3 separate regions of the Mus musculus genome follow, and regions 2 and 3 are each linked to region 1. A link is a contact called in ENCODE Hi-C or POLR2A ChIA-PET data. All regions are on one chromosome and are shown on one strand. Each heading gives the region's core, a stretch centred on a gene start or an enhancer-like site at or near the end of the contact. The rest is flanking DNA. Distances are from core to core; before and after follow the strand shown.

Evidence for each region. A loop is a pair of places that touch in the nucleus more often than their neighbours do. ChIA-PET counts read pairs that join two places held with the same protein, here RNA polymerase II (POLR2A).
Region 2: a map of heart shows a loop between it and region 1 (6-fold over the local background). The contact joins the promoter of Nmrk1 here to the promoter of Carnmt1 in region 1. A Hi-C loop is called at or near these places in 12 of 37 maps with a recorded cell type or tissue (T-helper 17 cell, T-helper 2 cell, gastrocnemius and 2 more). POLR2A ChIA-PET finds 5 or more read pairs at or near these places in 5 of 5 experiments (Patski and embryonic stem cell).
Region 3: a loop to region 1 is called in a map of heart, with 5 times the contacts of the local background. The contact joins the promoter of D030056L22Rik here to the promoter of Carnmt1 in region 1. A Hi-C loop is called at or near these places in 11 of 37 maps with a recorded cell type or tissue (T-helper 1 cell, gastrocnemius, heart and 3 more). POLR2A ChIA-PET finds 5 or more read pairs at or near these places in 5 of 5 experiments (Patski and embryonic stem cell).

Annotation. Positions count from the first base shown.
Region 1 is chr19:18,668,025-18,672,248 of GRCm38, reverse strand. Carnmt1 (carnosine N-methyltransferase 1) reads right to left here and starts at 1,490. Exons shown (of 8, transcript NM_026120.5): 1 at 1,047-1,490. The coding sequence starts at 1,249.
Region 2 is chr19:18,630,215-18,633,813 of GRCm38, reverse strand. Nmrk1 (nicotinamide riboside kinase 1) reads right to left here and starts at 1,798. Exons shown (of 9, transcript NM_145497.2): 1 at 1,733-1,798. Ostf1 (osteoclast stimulating factor 1) reads left to right here and starts at 2,001. Exons shown (of 10, transcript NM_017375.3): 1 at 2,001-2,194. The coding sequence starts at 2,161.
Region 3 is chr19:18,711,041-18,715,082 of GRCm38, reverse strand. D030056L22Rik (RIKEN cDNA D030056L22 gene) reads right to left here and starts at 1,848. Exons shown (of 2, transcript NM_001374130.1): 1 at 1,424-1,848. The coding sequence starts at 1,759.

The DNA.
Region 1 (4,224 bases), core at 241-2,740:
ATGTTTAACCGAGCCTACTACTATATGCCAAGGTGTTTCCCAGAATCTATGTTTTGCAACAGTAAAATGTGGCACTATCAGAAAATACCCTCTACTTCTGAGTTCAATTAGGAAATTATTTCATCGAAGTCTTTGACTCAAGAACTGCCTGTGAGCCTAGAACTTGAGAGCTTGAGGCCTTGGGTTCCACACACCTGCCATACCTGACACTCTGTAACCATCAGATCCTAAATAACTGTTCAATTCAAAACAGTAACAAAGTAATAGAACCACCGCGCAAGACTGATTAGGGCTGTTGGGGGAGTGTCCTCTTTTGCCACTATGTTTTATTTTTAAAATAGAGCTTCAACAGCATTGCCAAACACAGTGCCATAAAAGTAAGGTTCGTCCTTGCCCTCGATGGGAGTCAGACCTGGGCAAAGAGTTACATATATAAACAACTGTAATACAAATAGCAACAGAGTACCACCTAGGTTGGTTTGATCCGCACACGAGGTCACGCTCATCTCTCTGGTTCTAACCACAGGTTCAGAACACAGTGGACTGTGTCGCTTACGGATATAAATGTACTAACTCTCCTTGCCCAAAACCCCGGGTGCACGAAGACGCGAACAGATCTGTACTTGGGCATTCTCATTGGGCTATCTGAACACCTATCCAGACCATATGTAGAAGTTAGGAAGCTGCGATACGAATGGAGAGCCTACAGAAGAGTCCCACAACCATGCCTAGCCCACGAGAGGAATTCCGTACTTACTCGCAGACCACAAGAACATAAAGCCGGCTCCGGTGCCCGCTCTCTTTTTTCCTTACCAAGATGCACATTTTGCAACTCCGGGATCTCTTCCTCCCTCCACCATCCGGTCAGAGCCACTCGGCAGCACCGTTCAGTTCTCTACAAAAAGTGCACACTCGCTCCGGCGGCTCCGGGTGAGGTGGGAGGCAGCCCCACGGGACCGCCCGCGCGCAGGTGACCGCGGGCTCCGCGAACCAGCCACGAGGCGGGCCCCGAGACTGCGGCGTGCGGGCGGGCGGGCGCGCCTTACCCGTAGTAGCGGAACGCGTTGATGACCTTCCAGAAGTGCTCGCGCTCCAGCCGCTCCTCGTCCTCGGCGGTGCCGCGCGCCGGGGGCCCCGCAGGCGCGGCCGAGCCCAAACGCCCGGCGGAGAACTGCACCTCCACGTCCTCGCTTCGCCCGCCGTCCTGGGCCGGTTGAGACGCGGGCGGAGCGCGCTGTCGTCGCTGCATCGCCGCCGCGGCCCACGGCGTGACCCGCCTGCGCTTCCCGGCTCCCGAGTGCGTGGTGGCGAACGGCCGGGCCTCCTCTAGACGGCGCCGGCCGCGGCCGAGGCCCCCGCTCGCGGCACGCCCCGCCCCCGCCGCCCTCAGGCCTCCATTCGCGCTGCGCTCCGCCAGGGTTTCGGGACCCGCGCACGCGCCGACGACCAGGCTAAGGCCGCGGCCGCCCGCGTTCATTCGCTGCCGGGCTTCCGCTACGACGCGCTGACGTCCGAATACGCTTAGAGGGCGGGGTCTAGGGCCAGCTGGAGGAGGAGCTCCTTTGCTGGGGGCGGTGCTAGAGCAGCAGGCACCAATGAGAGCCAGTGGGCGGGGCCACGAATCTGGCCCGCTGGAGTGGGACGGGCTCTGAGGCTGGAAAGGAAGGGCAAGAGAAAGAAAAAGTGGGTTTTCAGGAATTGATTTTGAATGTTTTAACTTTAGAAACTCAAAAAGGCAAGGTCTTAAGTTAGCCCTTGAAACTCGTTTTCTAAGTGGATTCCCTTTAAGCACCCATGAAGGCACAATTAAGAGTGCTTCAGGGAAAAGTCCAAGTTGCAGAATCAGAAGACATTCCATTAGCTGGGAGATGAACCAGAGTCAGTGTTTCCAATCAAACCTTCAGAAAACTGAGAAGCAAGCCCTGAAGGTTTGTGAGCTGGTCGCTCGTCTTGTAAATTCACTCCACAATGACATCAGTGACCTCCTTGCTCAGGATGTCATGGCTATGGGAATAGTTACTGGCAGCATAGCATCTTCCTCGCCTGTGATGAGCTACTCGAGATAGAAATGTAGCAGAGCCCCAGATCTTAGAAGGCCCTGAGACCTTAGCTCACCTGAATCTATGATGAAGTGCCGTTAAGGCTGTAAAACTCAGCACACAGACAGCACCACTGCCAAAGTAAAACAAAGGCTGAATCCATCAAAGTCCATAGCTCCGGGGAAGTCTGTAAATGTACTTGCTTTTTAGCTCTTGGACGTCTGCTTCTGGCTACCTGTTCTTGCTAACTTTAGTGTGTCAACCCAAAACATAATTTTTGTGTATAAAGGTCATCCTGCAAGAGGCTCACTGCTACACTGGGATCCCGAACATCCGGTGTCGTCAATGGCCGGCTAATCGAGCTTTCCATTGGCTTAAACCCATGTCTGAACAGTCCTCTCTGGTGGACACCTCACAACAGAAGAACTGACAGTAGGCGTTAGTGTGATCTTCATCCGTGACTGAGTTCCAATTCTACAAACACTGCTCTGAGCCCTTGCCTCTTGCCAGTGCCTGTCTCCCCAAATAAGGTGAATAGGGTCTTCTCAACAATGGCCCTGTCACTTGGTATCTTGTCATAAAACTGGATACCATGTCCCAGGAAGTAGAGCCCTCAGCAGGGATTGCCCATCTGGACTCCAGTCTTGTCAAAGTGGATACATACAGATGCTCTCATAAACCTGAGACTGGTAGCACTCTGTGCCAACAGAGGAATTAGAGGATGGTGTTTCAGTCTCTCTCTCTCTCCCCCCCCTCCCCCGCCCTCTGTGTGTGTGGCGGGGGGGGGGGGGGGGGGGGGGAAGGTGTAGAATCTCACTATGTACTCCTGGCTGGCCTAAAACTCAAGAGATCCCATCAGACAGTAATGGCTCACCTTTAATCCCAGCATTTTGGGAAGGCAGAGGCAGGCAGCTCTCTGTATGCTCAAGGCCAGCATAGTCTACAGAGCTAGTTCCAGGGCAGCCAAGACAACACAAAGAAATCCTGTCTTGAAAAACCAAACAAAAACAACAGACAAAAAAGTCAGAGATCCACCTGCTCCTGTCTCCTGAGTGCTGGGATTAAAGACTTGTACCACCCGGGCGTGGTGGCGCAGGTCTTTAATCCCAGCACTCGGGAGGCAGAGGCAGGTGGATTTCTGAGTTCGAGGCCATCGTGGTCTACAAAGTGAGTTCCAGGACAGACAGGGCTATACAGAGAAACCCTGTCTTGAAAAACCAAAAAAAAAAAAAAAAAAAAAAAAAAAAGACTTATACCACTCCCTCAGTGATTTAAGACTGACAAACTAACATAGTTCAAACATCTAATGAAGAAAGCAAAGGAGTACAAATGTAATCTCTTTATCCTGTTCCTAGTCACCTATACTTCATATCCAGACACAATCCACCCCACTTCATTTGTTCTTCCAGATTTTCTAATTCCCATTTTTCTTCACTAATGTTTGGAAATTATGTGTAAATCCTTATAGTTTTAGCCATTACTAGTTCTGCTTACACACACATACAATATCATACTATGACACAGGCCAGAATGGCCTAATTGACACAGTTCAGAATGTCATGGGTTACAACAATCACTTACCCAGTTTTTAACATCCTTGGGAATGTATCAAACATTTTGAAATTCTTTATGGAAAGAATTGCTACACTCTGTTAATAGTGCAGCCTTTAAGGATCTGTGTTGTCAAGGCGTTCAGGTGTAAGCATGTTTCAGTAAATCTCTAACCTAAATAAACCCGGGCAATGAAAACACGACTTAGTTAATATGAATATATGCTGTGTGCTTAGGACGGGCAGATCTCCTGCTACACTACCATCTTCCACATCATCGAGCCCCCTTAGAACTTGCGGTTTCTCCAGGCCAGGTGCGTCTGCTCCACTTTTTCTTCTTCTTCCTCCTCCTCTGTCCTCCTCTGTCCCTCAGCCCCCTCTCTTTCTTCCAAAACCTTCAGCTCCATCTTCCCCTCTTTCTCTGCCCAATCACTGGCTCTAGTCTTTATTTATAAATTAAGGTGGGAAGCAGGTTTACAGGAAATCACCTGAGTGCTGACTCATTCCTTATCTGCAGCCCCCCCCCACAGGAGAACAGAATTAACATCAAATACAATTAACCCCAGTGCTATCCGCAACATAAACCCAGCAGCTGTTTGCACATGAGGAAACCTATGGTTAGCATGGGGCCATAG
Region 2 (3,599 bases), core at 549-3,048, 39 kb after region 1:
GCAGGTGTGTGTCTGTACACCTGGCTTGCAGCAGAGATGTTGTGAAGCACACACAACTCAGAGCCAAGACAAACTGTACATCTTAATGTCTCTGGAGAGACCACCTTTTGGACCTTTCAGAGTCTTGAAGTCAGGGTATCCTGTCAGCTTGAATCCTGTGGGATATTTATGCAGTGTCTTCTTGGCCGCTAGTATCCTTTCCACAGAGAGGGAGAAGAACAAGATGGGAGAGGAGCAAACCTTAAATGAGCCATTTATCTTTTTCACACTTACTTATCATTCTTATTTGTTATATTATTTATCTGTTGAGACAGAATCTCACTATGCAGAGTCCAGGCTGGTCAGGAACTTGCCACACAGCCACGGCTGCCTCTGTGGCAAAGCTACCTTCCTAAAAGTACTGGGATCATAGGCAAGCCTCGCCAAGACTGGCTCATACGCAGAATTGTTTAAAACTATCTTTGATTTAATCCCAGTGAAATGTTAAATCTTCTTCATAGTTGGCTTATGTTTATATTCAATCTATTCCACTCTGAACAGAGACTTCTAAAGCACAGAATGATTCCCAGGAGGATGGGAAGAGTCAGCAGGCGGCAAGAACTCCACCATCAATCAAATCTGAGAAACACAAGAGCAAACACACATGCTCTTCAGATGACTTCAAGGCCCAGGTTTCAGGACTTCCGTGAGGTTCAGGCTACAGTTATCTGGATACGCTCCCATGAATAGGACTAATTTCAACTTTGAACCCTTTTGGTAAGCAGAAATCCCCCACAGGTAGAGTTCCTGGTAAGCAAGGCCTGGGGGCATAGCCATGACCAAGCTCCTGCTAACCTTTGCCCCTTGAAGTTTCAGTCACTTTTTTCCCCGTAAATTAACCTTCAATAGACATGTTGAAGGTCCATTTTGTGGAGGTTCTTTTTTAAAAAGTTGCTTTCTTACATTTGTATCTAGGTTGCGGTGCATGTGTGTGGGCAGGTGCATGCCATGGTTCACCACAGAACACATGCTCAGGTCATAGGTCTCCTGGGAGTTCTCTTTCCAAAGTGTGGGTGCTAGAGGCTGAACTCTGCTCATCAGGTTTGGCAGCAGGGGCAGCTGGACCATTGTGCTGACCCTGTAGTTTCTTACATAACCAGTATTTTCATTTTTATTACCCCTAATATACAATAGGCATATAATATTGACTGTGACATTGTGAGTTTACTTATGTGTGAACATAAACTCTCGTGTTGGGCAACTTGTATAAAGTACCAGCCAGTAGTATAGTTTTGACTTCGCGGGTAACTATTCAACTCTGAAATTGTAATAAGAAAGCCAATGCATAAGCAAACGAGCATGCTGTGTTCTAATAAAATTTTATGGTCACGGAAATCTAAGTTTCCCCTAACTTTCGTGTGCCACAAAATACTATGCTTTTGTCTCAGCTATTTAAAAAACGCCAAAAGCACTGTTAGAAGTCTTTATAAAAGCCAGGCAGCAAGTGGGTTGGAGTTTGTTAACCAGATGCTGTAGAAAAAGCTGTCCTGTCCCGTGGGGGATCAAGACCCGATTCTCCAGCTAGCAAATGTGGGGTCTCCTACAGCTAGCAGTGTCTAGTTGCTTTTTAGGAGCATCTAAGTCCCACCGCGGTTTCCCTAGACACGATCAGGTTCCTGGTACATACAGCGAAGGAGACTCTTGAAGATTCCCAGGCCTCGCCGTGTGTACGCAGCAGGCAGTGGGTACTCACCGAAGCGGGTTCGAATCCTTCCCAGCAGGGTCGCAGAGCAAGCTTCAAGAGCGTTTCATGCCTACCACTGCCCGGTGCTCACCTAGGCAGCGAAGTCCACTGCGCTTTCATAGCCTCCCCTACGCAGGGCCTGAGGGCGTGGCTACTGTAAAGCTCCTCCCCCAAGAGAAAGGCGGGGCTCCGGCGTGCCGGAGCAGGCTGGACCTCTGAGGTTCGGCCGGGCTCCCCGCCGCAGCCAATCAGCAGCCGGCGAGGCGCGGCCACTTCCTGGTGGGAAGGCCGGGCTGTCTGCGGAGCTCGCTGGTCCGAGTGTCCCGCATCGGGTTGCGCGCGGATCCGGAGCGGCCGCGGCCAGCGCAGGCTTGGCGCCCAGTTCTCGTGTGCGTGTGGGGCTCCCGCGGCTGAGCCTGGTCGCTCCGTGTAGCGCCATGTCCAAGCCACCTCCCAAACCGGTCAAACCAGGTAAGAGTGGTGTGCGCTGCGCGTGCGGGTCTCCAGGCTGCGGGACCCGGTGCTCGAGTTCCCGAGGAGCGTCCTCGGACTCTGTCCACACGGCTCGCCAGGACGTTCTAGCGGTGTGGTGGCAGCACCTCGGTCGCGGCCACTTCCTCATATTTCGCCCTGTCGCTGTCAAGTTGGAGTTCTTGACCGGCAGGCGAACGGGAAGTGCGCTGCGGCTGGGTGGGGTTTGCGCCCGGGCTGGAGCGGGCCAGGGACCCGAGGTCTCCCGGGAGCTTTGGAGAGCTGCTCGGGCGCTGCCAGCGGGACAGCCGGGCTGCAACCCTCTCGGCTCCTAGCTTTAGGCAGTGTCGCTCTGTCATGCATCCTAGTGTTTTTGCTTAGGGTGACTCTCGCGAACTAAACTGGAGAGAGTACGAAGTTCCTCAAAGCAGTTTTCTTGACCGCCCTTCCTGGTTCACTTTTAAAAACGTTGTTCTTAGAGTGTTTTCTGTGATATGGAGAAACGAGACTAAATAAACTCGTGGGAATTTTCATTTGGATAGGGAATTGACAGGGATCGTAAAAAAATGGGAGATGAATGTTTGATGAATTCCCAGACCCCTTTTCCTAATCTCCTGCAGCTTTGGTATTACAAAGGCTGAAAGCCATTTACATCAACTTTTATAGCTGCTTATGCTGCTGCTTCAGTGATTTTTTTTTTTTTTTTTTTTTGCCCTTGAGGTTGTTTTATTGGTTTTGCTTTGCTTGTTTGTTTGTTTTACTAAAGTGACAGTCACTTCAACTTCAATAATTATCCAGTTTCCTTCTTTTGTGGCAGCATCAAGCCCCTGACTTTGAAAATAATGCACACATATTTGTGAAACAGGCATTCGCTGTCGACGTAAATTCTGTAGGGCCGGAATATGAAGGAAGTGGCTCAGACTGGCTTTGGCCTGAGCAGAGGCTGGGCGGGTGCTGGTTGAGGCTGCCCTCGACGTGAAATCTGAGAAGTTTGCAATTTGCAATTTAGATGCGGATGTATGAGGTGGCAGTTTTGTAAACTCTGCTGTAAGTCAGTAAGTACCTCGAGGGTCCAACTAAGCTGAGTTCTTTGATGGCTGAACAAAGCTCTTGATTTTGAAGAATGTGCCGAGAATCGGTTCGTGAAGTTTTTCATTCCCCCAGACACAGTAAAAGTGAAGTCAGTGTTGAGTCTGTGAGTGTTGGCAGGAGCCTGCCCCTGTGTACGTGATTGTGAACTTGTGTGTTCATGCACCCTTGGGTGTGGTTTAGGACCCAGCCTGTTACTAAGTCGAGGTTTGCTCTGGGAACCAGTTTTGTTGTTTACATCTCTGCCTTTTCCTCTCCAGCAAACCAGAAAACACATGGCTAAACATTTTTACTATTTAGAGAGAACTTTGACTTC
Region 3 (4,042 bases), core at 599-3,098, 42 kb before region 1:
ACAAGACTATCCATAGCGTTAGGGCAAGGATTTATGCCCTCATCTGAGCAAGCAGAAATCAGGCAGACACTGACACCAGTTTGCTTTTTGTTACATCCTTTTCTCCTGGATGATTAGCTCTTAAAACAAACCTTTGTCTTTGGAAGCTAGAAAAGATGGAGAATTCCTATCTTCTCAAGGTTCTTCAGAAGATAAGGAACTCAAGGAGCAGAGCTGACAGAACACTCCTGGGCCTCACGGTCTTCTGCTGGCTGCTACTAACAAGGGAAGACCAACAGGTCTAGCCAACTGTGTCTAAGCAAGGACTGGATGGTGTGGTGTCTGCTTACTGAACGCTCGCTCCCCTTGGCCAGTCAGTCTCTCTCATCACCTGTGCACATAAAGCTAGGGTGCCTGCAGTTACATCCAATACTTCTGCTTAAGAAACCAGTAACTTTCACCTAAAAACAGTGAGTGTAGTATTGAAAGATAATCTCCCTGAACGCCTTTAATCTCAGCACTCGAAAGGCAAGAGGAAATGTGGATCTCTGGGTTCGAGGCCAGCCTGGTCCAGGACAGCCAGGGCTACACGAAGAGAAAATTTCCGTTATCTTATCAACTTTGTTATAAAATAACTAGAAAAGGACACTGAGCAGACGCATGCCAAGGTGGCTGAGTTTGGCGAGCTCTAAGAATCACCCTTGCTTCTTCACCTCATGCTCCACCAACTTATGCAAGAACTGCTTTAAAGAAGGCTCTTGAGTCCCTAAGTCGGGCCAATGCTGTGCGATACATATATAGTATGGGTTATAACTCACTCGAAGGCCGGGCAGTGGTGGCCCACGCCTTTAATCCCAGCACTTGGGAGGCAGTGGCAGGCGGATTTCTGAGTTCAAGGCCAGCCTGGTCTACAGAGTGAGTTCCAGGACAGCCAGGGCTACACATAGATAAACCCTGTCTGAAAAAGCAAAACACTCACTTTAAGTTTTCTAGTCACGTGTCTAAAAATAAAATTAACAAACAGTACACCCAATATGCGGCAAGTTGCTTCGTGTGTAACACAGTTCAGAACCCGACCCTTTATCTTAAAACATATTTGGCGCTCCTACTCTTCTTACACTTAAAACACATAAGTTTGGTCAAGTTATATTTCTAGTGTATTCTGTCTGATCACATGGCTAGCGGCTACCAAAACAAAGCAGCGGAGAGGACAGTGAGTCCAACAATCCATTCTCACAGCACTGAACATTAGGAGTTAACAGGTCCTCTGATGAATGCTACTGGAAAGCATGCTAGAAGTTCTACAGCATTCCCCATCAAATTAAACGCCTCTCTCCCGTTGGTCACTGAGCTGACCCTCTAGGGTCCAGCCCGTCTGGCCCACTCGATGGCCCGACTTCCGCGGCCTGGCACCGAGCTCCGGGCTAGTGAGTAGCGGACCTACCTGGCTGTGCACCCCGTCGGCTACCTGCGGGCTGCCCGCGCTTTCTACTCTGTCGCCGCCGCCCGCGGCCCGGGGTTCCTCCTGCTCGCCAGGAGGTGGCTCTCCGGGCTCCCGGCTACAGCCCTGCAGCTCCTGTCTGTCGTCCCCGCCGCCGCGTCGCTTGCGGGGCGCAGACGCAGGCTCCGCCATGATCCCCGCGTCCCCCTGGCGCTTGAGGGGCCGAGCCGTCCCAGACGGCGGGACCCAGAGCGGCGGCTCCTCGGGGAAGTCGCTGAGCAGGAGCCGCTTCCAAGGCACGCGGAACGTGAGCGGCTCAGCCGCACGCCGCTTGGCCATGGGCCAGGGACGAGGGTCGCGCGGGCGGCGGGCGGAGGGCGAAGGGCAGCGCAGAGCTCGGCTGTCCCGAGGGCGGACGAGACGTTGTGGGGGAGCCACCGCGCAGCGCCGGAGTTTCGAACCTGCGCCGTGATGCGCGCGCACCTGCGCCCATCCAGCACAGCCGCTGGTTGGTGGAGGCTCGCGGTTCGCGTTCCCGAGCGCCCTTGCGGCCGGAAGTGCGCCCTCTGAGGGGGCGGGGCATGGGGATGTGGATGGAAGGAGGCCGCTACCCCCTGGCGGCCTTCTTTTGACTTGCACGGTTGTTCGCATTCCCCTGTGTGTGCGCCTCTCGGTCCCCAAGCGAGGACTCGGGCAGGAGCGGCCGAAAGACTCCGCGGCCTCAGAGGTCCCAGCGGCAAGTGCGCTGGGGCCCTTTCCTCTGTGCTGCGATCCTGGGGCGGCGGAAGTGTCTGCTTAGCCCGCAGCGGCCTGCAGGTTCCAGGACCTCTCCAGTGGGTGGTGTCTTGGCAGAAAAATGTAAACCGTGGCAGAAATAAGTCCGTACTTTTTTTTTTTTTTTTTTTTTTGGTAAAAAGCAAAAAGTAACTAAAGGATAGGGTGCTTGCCTACCATGCCCAAGGCCTTAGATTCTATCCCCAGTGCTGCAAGGATAAGGAGAAAACGCAGTAACCAAACAAAACTAAGGAAAAAACAAAACAAACAAAAAGAAACCAAGCCCATCAACGCTCCGGAGAAACATTCTTTCTAGGGCATGGTAGAGCTGTTTTAGCTGATAGGTACTGTGTATGGGTGTATTTATGAATATGCGCCATGTGCATGCTTAAATATCTCTAGATGTAGTTGTAAGCCATCTACACAGAGAAACTTCCTTCCAGCACTGGGGATTGAACCTACGGCCTTGGGCATGGGAGGCAAGATCTCTATCCTTGAGTTACTTTTTGCTTTTACCGAAAGACTAAAATACTGGCTCAAACAAACCCATCACGGTTTGCATTGGTGGGAGGACAGCAAATAACCAACAAGCACAAACAGCGTTATCGGTAGTGTACAGAAAGTTCTGTTTGATCGCTCCATTTCCTGTTTGCACTTGGTAATTCTTCCACCTGGAACAAATGATAAATTCGCCATTGCCATTTTCACACTAGTGACACAGATGATTTGTTGTGCGGAGACCATGTTCCAACACAATAGAATACAACATGGGCAGGTGTGTTCCTTCTGTTCTCCAGAATCTTGCTGCCCTCCCCCCACCCCGCCCCTCATTCCTTGTGATACTTAGCATTATGTACACAAGGTAGTATAAAGCATATGCATAGCTAAAATGACCGTAACACGCAAGTGTCCCTGCCTGGCTTCAGAAGGGAAAGAGCATCTGTGTGCCTCTTCACTGTCCCGTTTCTCTTTCCTGTCCCCAAGTAGTCTTGTTTCGGACCATGAATTACTACTTCTTTGTAATTTCCCCCTCAGTCCACTCACTTATCTGTATTTCTAAGATGCTTTTTTGGATTTGCTAATATTTTAAGATATACTAAGATCTAGCTGACATACAATACGCTGCTTATTTTTAGACGTGGCATTTTGCCATACATACACATGCGCCTGCGAAGACATGAGAGTGCATCGCCTTAAAAGCTTTATCTTAAAAGTGGTTTGGAAAACCTTTAGTCCTAGCACTCGGGAGGCAGAGGCAGTCTGTGAGTTCTTGGCCAGTCTGGTCTACAGATCTAGTTCCAGGATAGTCACGGCTACACAGAGAGACCCTGTCTTGAAAAACAAAATCTATAAATGCTAAGAGCATTGTTCAAAAATGCGTTGTACAGATTTATTACAAAGTGTTTTTCTGAATGCTTTTTATAGCACCAGAGGTTGTTTATTATTATTATTATTATTATTATTATTATTATTATTATTATTATTTTGCATCCTCATCAGCAAACAATATGGCCAATGTGAAATGGTATCTCATTGTGGCCTCAATTTGCATCTCACCCAATCAGTGAAGCTGGACATGTTTTTTTGTTGTTGTTGTTTTTTTGGTTTTTTTTTTTTTTTTTTTTTTTTTTGTATTTATAGATTTTTGGTTTTGGTACAGGAATCCTTGTTAATTGTTGTAGCTTCCCCTAGCCTTGAGTAGGCTGGCTTTGACCTTGCTGCCAAAGAGTAAGAGACCACCTGGGGTGGAGCCTCCGATTTAGATGGCTCTATTGTTCTGTCACGTGTCACTGCTCTTCTCCAAGACACTGCTACCTGCTGAGAGGCCCTGGAGATATTCCGCAGACA